2 separate regions of the Homo sapiens genome follow, and region 1 is linked to region 2. Evidence: chromatin contacts called from ENCODE Hi-C or POLR2A ChIA-PET data. All regions are on one chromosome and are shown on one strand. The core of a region is the stretch at or near the end of the contact, and the rest is flanking DNA. Distances in the headings are between cores, read along the strand shown. Region 1 has its middle 210 kb from the start of CXCR4. Region 2 holds the start of UBXN4 (UBX domain protein 4).

Region 1 (5,321 bases), core at 655-3,154, 590 kb before region 2:
TCTCCAGTCTTGCATTCGCAGTGCCCAGTGATGGCATTACTCTGCCGTATAGCCATTTGCCCCAACTTAAGTTTAGAAATTACAAGTTTCAGTAATAGCTGAACCTGTTCAAAATGCTAATAAAGGTTTTGTTGCATGGTTAAAAAAGAAAAGGAAAGAAACAGCTCAGTGTTGCAGGAAAGGCCTGGATCATTATTTCAAAAACTCCATTTCTCAGACTGCTTGTCCTTGAATAAACAATATCTCAATAAAATAATGTAAGGAGAAATTGTATACTATGGCCCCATCTTGGAGCTCCATAATGCACTCCAGTTTACGAAAGGCTCTGAGAGGAGCTACACCAGAGAAACCTGCTGAACCAAACACTTCCCAAATGGGTGGGACCAGTGGATTTCCCTGCCCCACTTTTTAAAAATTTCCCCCGTAAAACACCAATGAATACCTTATAGGACATGAGCCCTCCTCTGAATACACGTTGAAGAAAGCTGACCTTGGTCAATCGCCCTGATCAAAGGTAACACCTAAAAGCGTTATATATATTCTCTCTCTCTCTTTCCTTCTTCACCTTCTCCCTCTTTCTTTTATTCAATCTCCCTCCCTCCTTTCTTCCTCTGTCTTTCCTGTCTTTTCTTCATCTGGAAATTTTCTTTCATTTCTCTCTTCTTCTCCCTCACCTTCTCGAGCAATGTGCTAAGACTGCAATGCACTGGGACTTCCAGGGGTCACCTGGAAACTCCTTGGGCCTAAGAGCCAAGGTTCCACCATAGCTGCAGCTGAACTGGTTTGCCCTCATCCCAGGAGCCATCCAGAGATTCCTATCTCAGCAATTTGCAAATGGTACTAAGGCCTCTGCACTGTTCTCAACAATGGCCCAATTAACTGCCAGTTGCATTTCAACAGCCGGAAGGTTAATTGGCTCACATGACAAGGATGGAGAGTAACCTGCACCCCATTAAATTGGTGTGCTCTCAGTACCATTCCACTGCGCTTTCTGCCCGTTTTCACATGTTCACGAAGCGTCCAAGAGACAAGTAAAAGACCCAGGCTTAAAGAAGAGGAATGGCTTCTCATTAGCGGTCCCATCTAGAAGCCTGCATTTTCTCCCTGTTCTCTGCCTCCCTCCCAGAGGCAAACGCAGGAAGTCATCACACCATTTCTGTGTGATGCTCTGCACTTTTGTCATTTAATGGATTCACATTGTTCTAATTTTTTGGTGTCTGGTCATCTGTGGAAATACTTGCTTTTTATTTCTGAAAAGCTTTGGCTGAGAGGTTTTTTGGTTTGTTCTTTTATAACACACACACACATTTATAGTCTCTAAGACTTCTCAGATAATTACTAGACCGCCGACTCTAACACACTGTTTCATCATATTCAAACTGACTGCCCGGATAGAAATCCATATTCTCTCTCTTATTAAGAACCGATTTCCCTTGAGTAATATCTGCCCTGCTATTTTACTCTAGGTAATATTGATCTTCCCACTCTCCTCCAAAGCGCCTTGCAGAGTGCCAATAATGTTGTAAAAGAAACCTTTTATTAATGAACTCCCCACAGCTTAATTTTGTTTAGATAAGTTAAAAAAAAAAAAAGACAGGAGAAAGGGTGCAACAGTTGACAAACTTTTATTTGCACCAAAAGTCTGGCCACCTGTGGAGTAGTTTATAGGGAGTCGGGGGTGTGGAGTGAGTGGGTGGCACTACTATAAACAAAGCTTCAACCAGCTGCCTGAGAGCTCTGAGTCACACAGAGCAAGCAGGATGTCCCACTAAGATACAGATTGTTTGATTACACCCAGAGACAACAGCACCAAGCCCAGCAGGGACTGACACATCAGGGCCAATCTCTTCACTCACTGTCCCAGCGATGCAGAGGGGCCCCCACCAAGAAAACCCAGGAAGCATTGAGAGTGGCTGTGGGCTGACGCGTCCTGTATGTTTGACGTAAACAGGAGTGTATTTTTTCCCAAGATCAGCCTCTATACAAAGAGATTAAATCAGTCCTATACAGAGGAACTGGTTTTCTCATGCCGACCCATGTTTGCGAATGCTGTCGAAAGTTCTTCAGAATGAAGCTAATCAAAGTGAAAGTGATGACAGGACAGATCGTATTCGAAATCCCAGTGACCTGACCACAGGAGGAGCCCCACCACCGAAACCCTGCAAGGAGGTCAGCAGCAAGACCAGGGCAGGTGCCTGGCAGAGGCCTCCGCATCTGCTGCAACCTGGGCCCTCCCAGCCTCAGCAAAAGGGACTTTGTGGCCACAGCTGCAGTTTATTTCACATTCTATAATGATAGCAACTAGGCAGAAGTGACTGTGGACTGAGCAGAACCATCTTCAAATTTGTTTTTATCCTGGCATAACAGATTTAAGTTAACCAGCTATTGATTAAGTAGAGAACATAAGATAGTTAAACCCACTCTGTGTTCTCCCTCAATATCTACCCCTTTAGTCTGTTATTATGCCAGAAATTCTCTCAACTGGGAACAATGTAATGTTATGATTTTTAAAGCCAATAACACTCTGGTTTACATTAGTTTACCTGAATGTTTGGTTGGATGGATGGATGGATAGATGGATGGGAGGATGGATGGATGTGTCAACCTATAATAAAATATTATAAAATAATCTAAAGAGTCAGAACCACCCATTTGTGAAAAACAAAATTTAAAAGCTGTTGGAATCCAAACTTTCTCTGTTTTTTGTTTGTTTGTTTGTTTGTTTGTTTGTTTGTTTTTGAGAAGGAGTTTCGCTCTTGTCACCCAGGATGGAGTGCAATGGCTTGATCTCGGCTCACTGCAACCTCCGCTTCCCAGGTTCAGGTGATTCTCCTGCCTCAGCCTCCCGAGTAGCTGGGATCATAGGCACCTGCCACCACGCCTGGCTAATTTTTTGTATTTTTAGTAGAAACGGAGATTCGCTATGTTGGTCAGGCTGACCTCAGGTGATCCACCTGCCTGAGCCTCCCAAAATGCTGGGATTACAGGCTTGAGCCACCATGCCCAGCCGGAACCCCAACTTTCAAAGAGTTTATTCAAGTGCAGTTTGAGGATGGCCTACCCGGAAACACCAATTCCAAAGAAATGGAGTCAGAGTTTAAAATACAGAAGTTAAGGTTTCATTTATATAGACAGAGACAGAGGAGTTTTTAGCAGGATTACAGCATTTTTCATAAAGTTGTCACATAGTTACAGCAACTTGATTGGTTATAGGCAGTTTCTTTTTGTAAAGGGTGCATTTGTCACCTTTTACAGAGGGTGTAATAGTCATGGGCTGTCTGTCATCTGGTCTAAGCAAAGCAACACAACACAGGGGAAGTTAGTCTGTAACAATGGTCATTAATTTAGAAGGCAGGAGGTTTTTGTCCTTGAGGTCATTTAATTGCCTCTAGCCATGATAGAGAACAAGAAAAATAAGAAAAATAGTTAATCTATAATCTGAGAAACAAAAATAGCAACTCTATGTGACTCAAATCACACTCACATCTCTCAAAGTGTTTTTTGGGTTCCAACAGCTTTTAAATTTTATTTCTCACAAATGGACGGTTGGATGGGTAGATGACAGGATAGATGGGTGGATAGAGGAATGAAGAATGAGAGAAGAGAAGGTAGGCTTAGACTCCAGAAAATGTAGAACAAGAAAGTAGAGCATGAGATCCTGCCAAACAGGACACATTTTGGAGGAATGCGGAGAATGGCTAAGAGATGAAAATCCGGGGAGTGGGGGACAAAAATGAATATCTTCTTCTCAGTTTTAAGGAAGTATCTTTTATAGTCAAGACTTTTGCTGCTTGTAGAGTCTTACACTATCAACTGTATCATTTCATTCAGCCATTCATTCAACTACTACACTAATTCCTTCCCTTCTCCAACTCATGGAATGTAAAGGAAAAGGACCCAGAGGGAATATTTTCTGGTTAAAGGTGTTTAGTAATTGAGCCTGTTAATAGAACTTTAGAGACCCCACTTTGTTCAGGGGTTGCTATGAGGCATAGTGGAAGCATACACCCTCAGCAGCTGGAAGACCTGAATTCTCTGAACCTATTGAGAGCCTTCAGCTCCTCTGACATACATGAATCCTCTTTTCCTGCTGTTCTTCTGAGTGCTTTACTCCACTCATTAATATGTCCGTAAAGATGAAGTGAAAAGAAAGAGGAAGTACGTTTCAAAACCCTATCATTTTGCAATGTTGACAGTGGAAAGATACAGTGAAAAGGTTAACAAGTTGGTTAGAATGGCATTGAGGGTCAAGTGAGGACTTCCTTTAGTGACCCCTGACCCTATGAGCAGATACAGGAGTTGGTGAGAAACACCATCCTGCAGATTCCACCTGGAGTCACCTCCTCCAGGGAAATTCCTGCATACTCCAGATTTTGCTGATCCTTTCCAAAATATGTGGGGTATGAACTATGAAAGTCAGCATTTAAGTTAGTCCCTGTCTATAGTTGTTTCTTGTGTGCTAACCGTTGCCTGCATATTCCATATCAACATTCCCATGGTGTCTGGAGGTTTTACACAATAAAAGATCCCTAATAAACACTTGTTAAACTGGCATGACCATGCAATTTTAGTGGCACTAAACTTCGACACAAGTCATTTTGGAAAATAATGAGCCTACTGGCAGAGAATAGCATGGTCCACCAATAGTCATTCTCCCCATCTCTAAAACAAAGCCCTGAATCTTAATTAGGCACATAGCCAAGCTACAGACAACATTTTATAGCCTTTCTGCAGCTTAATATGTTGCCATGTGACTAAATCTTGTAATGAAACGAGTAGAATATGTGCCACTTCCAGATCATATCCTACTAAGGAAGGTGTGAGTGTCCTCTTGCCATTTTGTTACCAGTTGAAGGTGTCCAAGTTCTTGGCATCTTGAACAAAGAATTGGACAAAATGCACAAAGCAAGAAAGAATGAAGCAACAAAAGCAGATTTATTGAAAACGAAAGTACACTCCACAGGGTGGGAGTGGTCTGATCATTAGGGGCTGAATTCTCTGGAATTCAGAGATTCTCTGGAATTCTCTGGAATTACAGAATTCTCTGGGGTTTAAATACCCTCTAGAGGTTTTCATTGGTTACTTGGTGTATGCCCTTTGTAAATGAAGTGGATGAAGTAAAGTTACAAACTCCTTTACTCAGTGTACACCCTATGTAAATGGAGAGGATATTTCCTGTCATAGCTGAGGTGTTTCCGTTTGATTTATTTCTAGAACTGCAACATGAATCGGCCTTATGCTCCCTGCCTCCAGACCCTATTCTTCTGAGCCGTTTTCCTTCCTTGTTGCCTGGGTCTTGACGAGACCTAAAGCAGCCATCC
Region 2 (4,901 bases), core at 357-2,856:
GCAAGGATCAACTGAGATATTAGGAGAAAAACAATTTAAAATGTCAAAAACCTACTAATGTACACAATAAGCATAGTGTCATTTACTTTTCCTTTCATTTTCAATCCATTTTTTTCCTTACGGGATTACAGAATTAATTTATGTAAAGTATAATATAACCCCCAGACAGCATCACAGAATCTAAACTATTCAAGCTCTTCTAATAAACAGCATTGAGCTAAAAACTTGGCGTAACAAAACAATTATAAATTCCAAATTTAATGCTAAATGACATTCACATTTCAGTAATTCGTTCTTCACTGCAGTGCATAAAGTTATAGAGCTATTAAAAGACGAGTTAATTATGAATAAACCGTTATTAAACACAAATAGTTGAAGAAATACACCTCAAATTAACAACAGCCACAAACATTGATTTGGTCCATGTAATGAGTATGAGCAGAACCGTAGAGGCAGGGAGTTCACTGTAAATCTACAAGATTTCAGTAATAAAACAGGAGAATATGGAGCAAAATAGCCTAGAGCAACAGAGAATATATGAGTTAATAAACGTTCTCAAAGTCGTGTAGATTTTAGCCTAAGAAGACAACAAAGGGAAGAAACCAAGGACTGAACGTCTATTTTCTTTGAAACTAATGGATTTTTTTTAAACTTACATTATTTCACACTAGATCCCCTACCAAGACTGCCATAAAGAAAAATTAAACCTCTATTCAGCTCAAAAGTTTACGTTTCAGGAACGTACTAACACCAGTAACCGTGAACATCAGGTGGTTTCTCTTTGTTGCTTATCGATGACACAGCTTTCTTCCCGACAGTCCACAACTAATTACAACCCAACTGCTTGCCTAATGGCCCGTTCCTACCTCCATCTAAACAGCAGTAACGAAACGGGCGTTCAAGCAGCACAAAGAGGGTCCTTGGTGACAGAGAGGGACGTCAGGGAGAGGGTCGCGGGGGTCTGGCTGCGCAGGGGAGAGGCTCGGGGCGACGAGCGGGGCTGGGCGGCTGGGGCCTGCTGGCCGCGTCCGTCGCCCCGAGCGGGGAGATTTCGGCGGGCCTCGGGGCGCTTTGGAGACCAGGGCCAGACGGTGCCTCCGGCCCGGCTGCCGGGAGACGCAGCGGTGGGGCCAGGCCCACTGTATCTCAAACGAACCGGGGAGGCGCTGAACAGCCACGGGCCGGCAGCCCGGGCCTCGCAGACACTGAGGAAAGGCTGGGGGCGCCCGGGGCCTGAAGGAGCAGGGCGCTGAGGGTCTGCATGGCCCCTCTGGGGGATCTGGCGGCGGAGTCGCAGCCGTCCCTGGGGCGCGGGGTAGTAGTGGCAATTGTGCGAGCCGACAGGAGCCCGCGTCTCGGGGAGGGCGGGCCGGCGGCTGAGGTATACAAGAGGATGAAGGTAGGCCGGAGGGGTGTCCCGGCCGCCTCTCGAACCCCTGCCTCCTTCACCTGCCACGAACACCACGAAGACCGCGCCGCTCCTTTTGGCCGTCGCGATGGCGGCCGGAATGGCGCCCTGGAACCACAGCATCGCTCCCTTCGGGCCCAGGCGCTCGCTCGGTGTGTAGTCTCCGCAGTCCCGAAGCCGGCTCCGCCCTCCGTCTTCGTCCGGCTCTGCGGCCCCCGCAACCTTGGCTGGTTCGGCCCCCACCTCCGGCTCCGCACAAGCGCGCACGCCCGTCAGCGGCACCCGGAGACGCGCGCTAGCGCGCGCGAGAACACCTCACGTCACAGTCGCAACCCGTCGGTGTCCGTGCCCCAGGACCTTCTCTCGTTGGCGAGTCGATGGTGCGGGCGCGCGCCCGCTAGGCCTCCGGTCGCGCAGTCCAGGAAGTGGAGGAAAGCGGTAAGAGGGATGACTAACCGCTAAGACACGTCGGCGGCGCCTGCAGTGAGGCATGATGGGAATTGTAGTCCACTTAGGCTTATTCGCCTCCATATTGTGGAGCATGTAACTGTGGGTTCTGAGGCACAGCTAAAGGGGGCAGTAGTGAGGGCCACTACACATTCTATAAAGGGGAGAGGGAGAAATAAGTGTCACTCCAACTGGCATATGCTATTCTCGGCCTCGTTGAGACTCTCAGTGTGGAGGAAATAGTCCTCGCATGGAACTAAATGGGCTTTGTCGGGATTAACTCCGAGGCTTTGATTTCTTCTGAACGTAGCCCAACCTTGCAGAAAAACGGGATAAAAACCGCAAGTCACCTTCTTTAATAACCTGTAGTCCATGTGCCTAAGCGGAGGAATTGGTAGAACGCAGGCCTTCAGCAATTTCCTAGACACTGGATAGAGATCATTTCAAAACTTCAAAACGCGTTAGGCTATTGCCACAGCTACTTTTTAAAGTAACACAAAGCAGAGAATAGATTATTTCTTTTCCAGCTACTTTCCATGGTAATACAAAAGAGACTAGATAGTGATTTATTTTCCAATTTTCTGGGAGAATGTCCTATAATCAAGATGTGGCGCTTTGTGATTGGCTGCCATTAAATGAAAACTGATCCATATTTAATACTTTCATGAAATCACATGGTCTGTAATAACTATTAGCTAAAGGCTTGCATGGTTTATTTAAAGTTGCATATACTATTATGTTAAATTCTACATCAATTAAATTTATCCTCCAGCAGTACATCTATCTGACAATCTTTGCAAGATAAAGGAAGTGATACATCTGAATATACCACCTTTCCTACAGATATTTTCCCTAAAAATAGCTAATTATTTGCACTCCGATTTTTGTACTTTTTTTCCCAATCAGGCCTCTCGTATATAGTGTTATTATAAACTGAGACATAATGCTGATTAGGGACAGTTGCTTCTATAGGACAACAATCCTACAGAAAAATTAGAATTGACCTTTAACATCAACTTTAATGGACTTCTGGAAATTTGATCAATCTAGAAATTATTCCAATAGAGCTATGTCTTTAATTATCTCTAATTTTAGAATTAAATAAGAATCCTTCATAGTTTTATATTCATTTGTCAAGTGTTTATCACTCATCTTTTATGAGCTAGGCATTGTGCCTGGCACTGATAAGGAGGTGAGGCAGTCAGAAGAAGGCCCTGTCTTTGTGACTGTACAGTCTAGTCAGGAAGACAGACATTGAATAAGTAATTATGAGTGATGATAAATGTCACAGAAGGGTAATTCAGAGTGCTACAGAAGTGTATGAGGATGGGACCGAACATGGGCTAGTGGAGTCAGAAAGGGCCTTCATGAGGAAATGACGTGTCGGGGAACTCTAGGTAGGTGAAGGAGAAGGCTATTCCACATGAGGCTCTGAAGCAAGCAAACACAGTGCACTTGCAGAACTAAAAAATGCCCAGTGTGGCTATAACATAGAAAGAGGAGTGTGGTACAAGTGAGGCTGGAAAGCTAGGCAAGGATCAGATGATACAGAGTCTTGAAAATCATGTTAAAAATTTTAAGACATTTTTCTAAGGATTACAGGGAGCCATTGAAAAATTTTAAACAGAAGAGTTGGCCAGGCACAATGGCTCATGCCTGTAATCCCAGCACTTTGGGAGGCCGAGGCGGGCAGATCATGAGGTCAGCAGTTCAAGACCAGCCTGACCAACGTGGTGAAACCCCATCTCTACTAAAAATACAAAAATTAGCTGGGCGTGATTGCACATGCCTGTAATCCCAGCTACTCAGGAGGCTGAGGCAGGAGAATCGCTTGAACCTAGGAGGTGGAGGTTGTAGTGAGCCAAGATGGCACCACTGCCCACCAGCCTGGGCGAAAGAGCAAGACTATATCTCAAAAAATAAATAAATAAACAGATACATATAAGACTTCCATTTTTAAATTGTATGATAGCAATTGAATAGATTGGATTTGAAGTGGAATGGCTGAATGTGAATAGACCAGGTAAGAGGTACTTATTCATGTATTAACATAAGGGAGATAGTGAAGTGGATGCTTTTGATATTCTGGAGACAGACCCAATATATTTTGTTGATTACATGTGGAGGTTGAGGAAGAAGGACTCAAGAAGGGATTTTGTGGCCAGGTGTGTTAGCTCATGCCTGTAATCCAAGCACTTTGGGAGGCCAAGGCAGGAGGATCACTTGAACCCAGGAGTTTGAGGCTGCAGTGAGCCATGACTGCACCGAGCCATGACTGCACCACTGCACTCCAGCTTGGGCGACAGAGCAAGACCCTGTCTCTAAAAAAAAAGAGAGAGAGAGAGATTTGGGGTATCTGCCTTGCAAAATCGTAAAGAAGATGGTACTGAGATAGGCAACACTGAAAGAAGTGAAGGATGGTGGGGAGGTTGTTCATGAAGGTGTGAGTTCAATATTAAACATGTGTTTGGAGTACTAGAGAGATATTCACATGCAGTGTTAAGTAGGCAGATAGCTATTAGTCTTGGAGCTCAGATAACAGTTCTTAACTAGAGATAGGAAAGTGAGATTTATCTACATACAGGGGATCAATGAGGCACTGGAAGATAACGATACCATCACTTAGGGAGATGGTGCAAAGTGAGGTGAGACACGAGCATGATTGAGGTCTTAGGGCCTCCAACGTTTATAGGGTTGTATTAAAAAGTATAAACCAGTAAAAGAGACTCAGCAGGAAAGGCAGAGTGTGGGGTGGTGGAAGAAAATGGGAGAGTGTGTGATATCAAAGAAGCCAAGGGTAGAGAGAATTTTAAGAAAGGAGAAGCAGTGGTGTGGAATGCTGCTGTTGGGTCAATTAAGATGAGAGACTAAAAAATGTCCATTGTTTTTAGTAACACAGAGGTCATTTTAAGCTTAGCAAGAGCAATTCTCATGGTTCTTGTGTACAGAAGCCAGATGGCAAAAGGTTGAAAAGTAAGGGGAGGTAAAGAGTCAGTGAGTGTGAAGGTGAGAAGGAAGAAAGGAACATTAGCTGGACAGGAATTTG

The links. Hi-C counts contacts between places; a loop is a spot of excess contacts on that map. ChIA-PET counts read pairs that join two places held with the same protein, here RNA polymerase II (POLR2A). Pooled maps may share reads with other maps.
Region 1: a loop to region 2 is called in a map of naive thymus-derived CD4-positive, alpha-beta T cell, with 5 times the contacts of the local background. The contact joins the enhancer-like site here to the promoter of UBXN4 in region 2. A Hi-C loop is called at or near these places in 1 of 168 maps with a recorded cell type or tissue (naive thymus-derived CD4-positive, alpha-beta T cell), 1 of 37 single-sample maps with no recorded cell type and 9 of 50 pooled maps. POLR2A ChIA-PET finds 5 or more read pairs at or near these places in 2 of 52 experiments (GM12878 and activated T-cell).

What each region holds. Positions count from the first base shown.
Region 1 is chr2:136,324,119-136,329,439 of GRCh38, reverse strand. It overlaps the pseudogene UBBP1. Among named protein-coding and RNA genes, the nearest start is that of CXCR4, 210 kb to the right of the region's middle. RefSeq lists an enhancer at 1,993-2,122. Within about 2 kb of position 1,904, at least 9 of the 41 ENCODE cell types and tissues checked have a DNase peak (open chromatin) inside an H3K27ac peak, as active enhancers do.
Region 2 is chr2:135,738,560-135,743,460 of GRCh38, reverse strand. It overlaps UBXN4 (UBX domain protein 4), which reads right to left and starts at 1,606. Exons shown (of 13, transcript NM_014607.4): 1 at 1,450-1,606. The coding sequence starts at 1,531. It overlaps LOC107985946 (a long non-coding RNA gene), which reads left to right and starts at 817. Exons shown (of 1, transcript NR_163478.1): 1 at 817-2,632. RefSeq lists a silencer at 1,019-1,068 and enhancers at 365-1,140, 1,469-1,528, 1,859-1,988.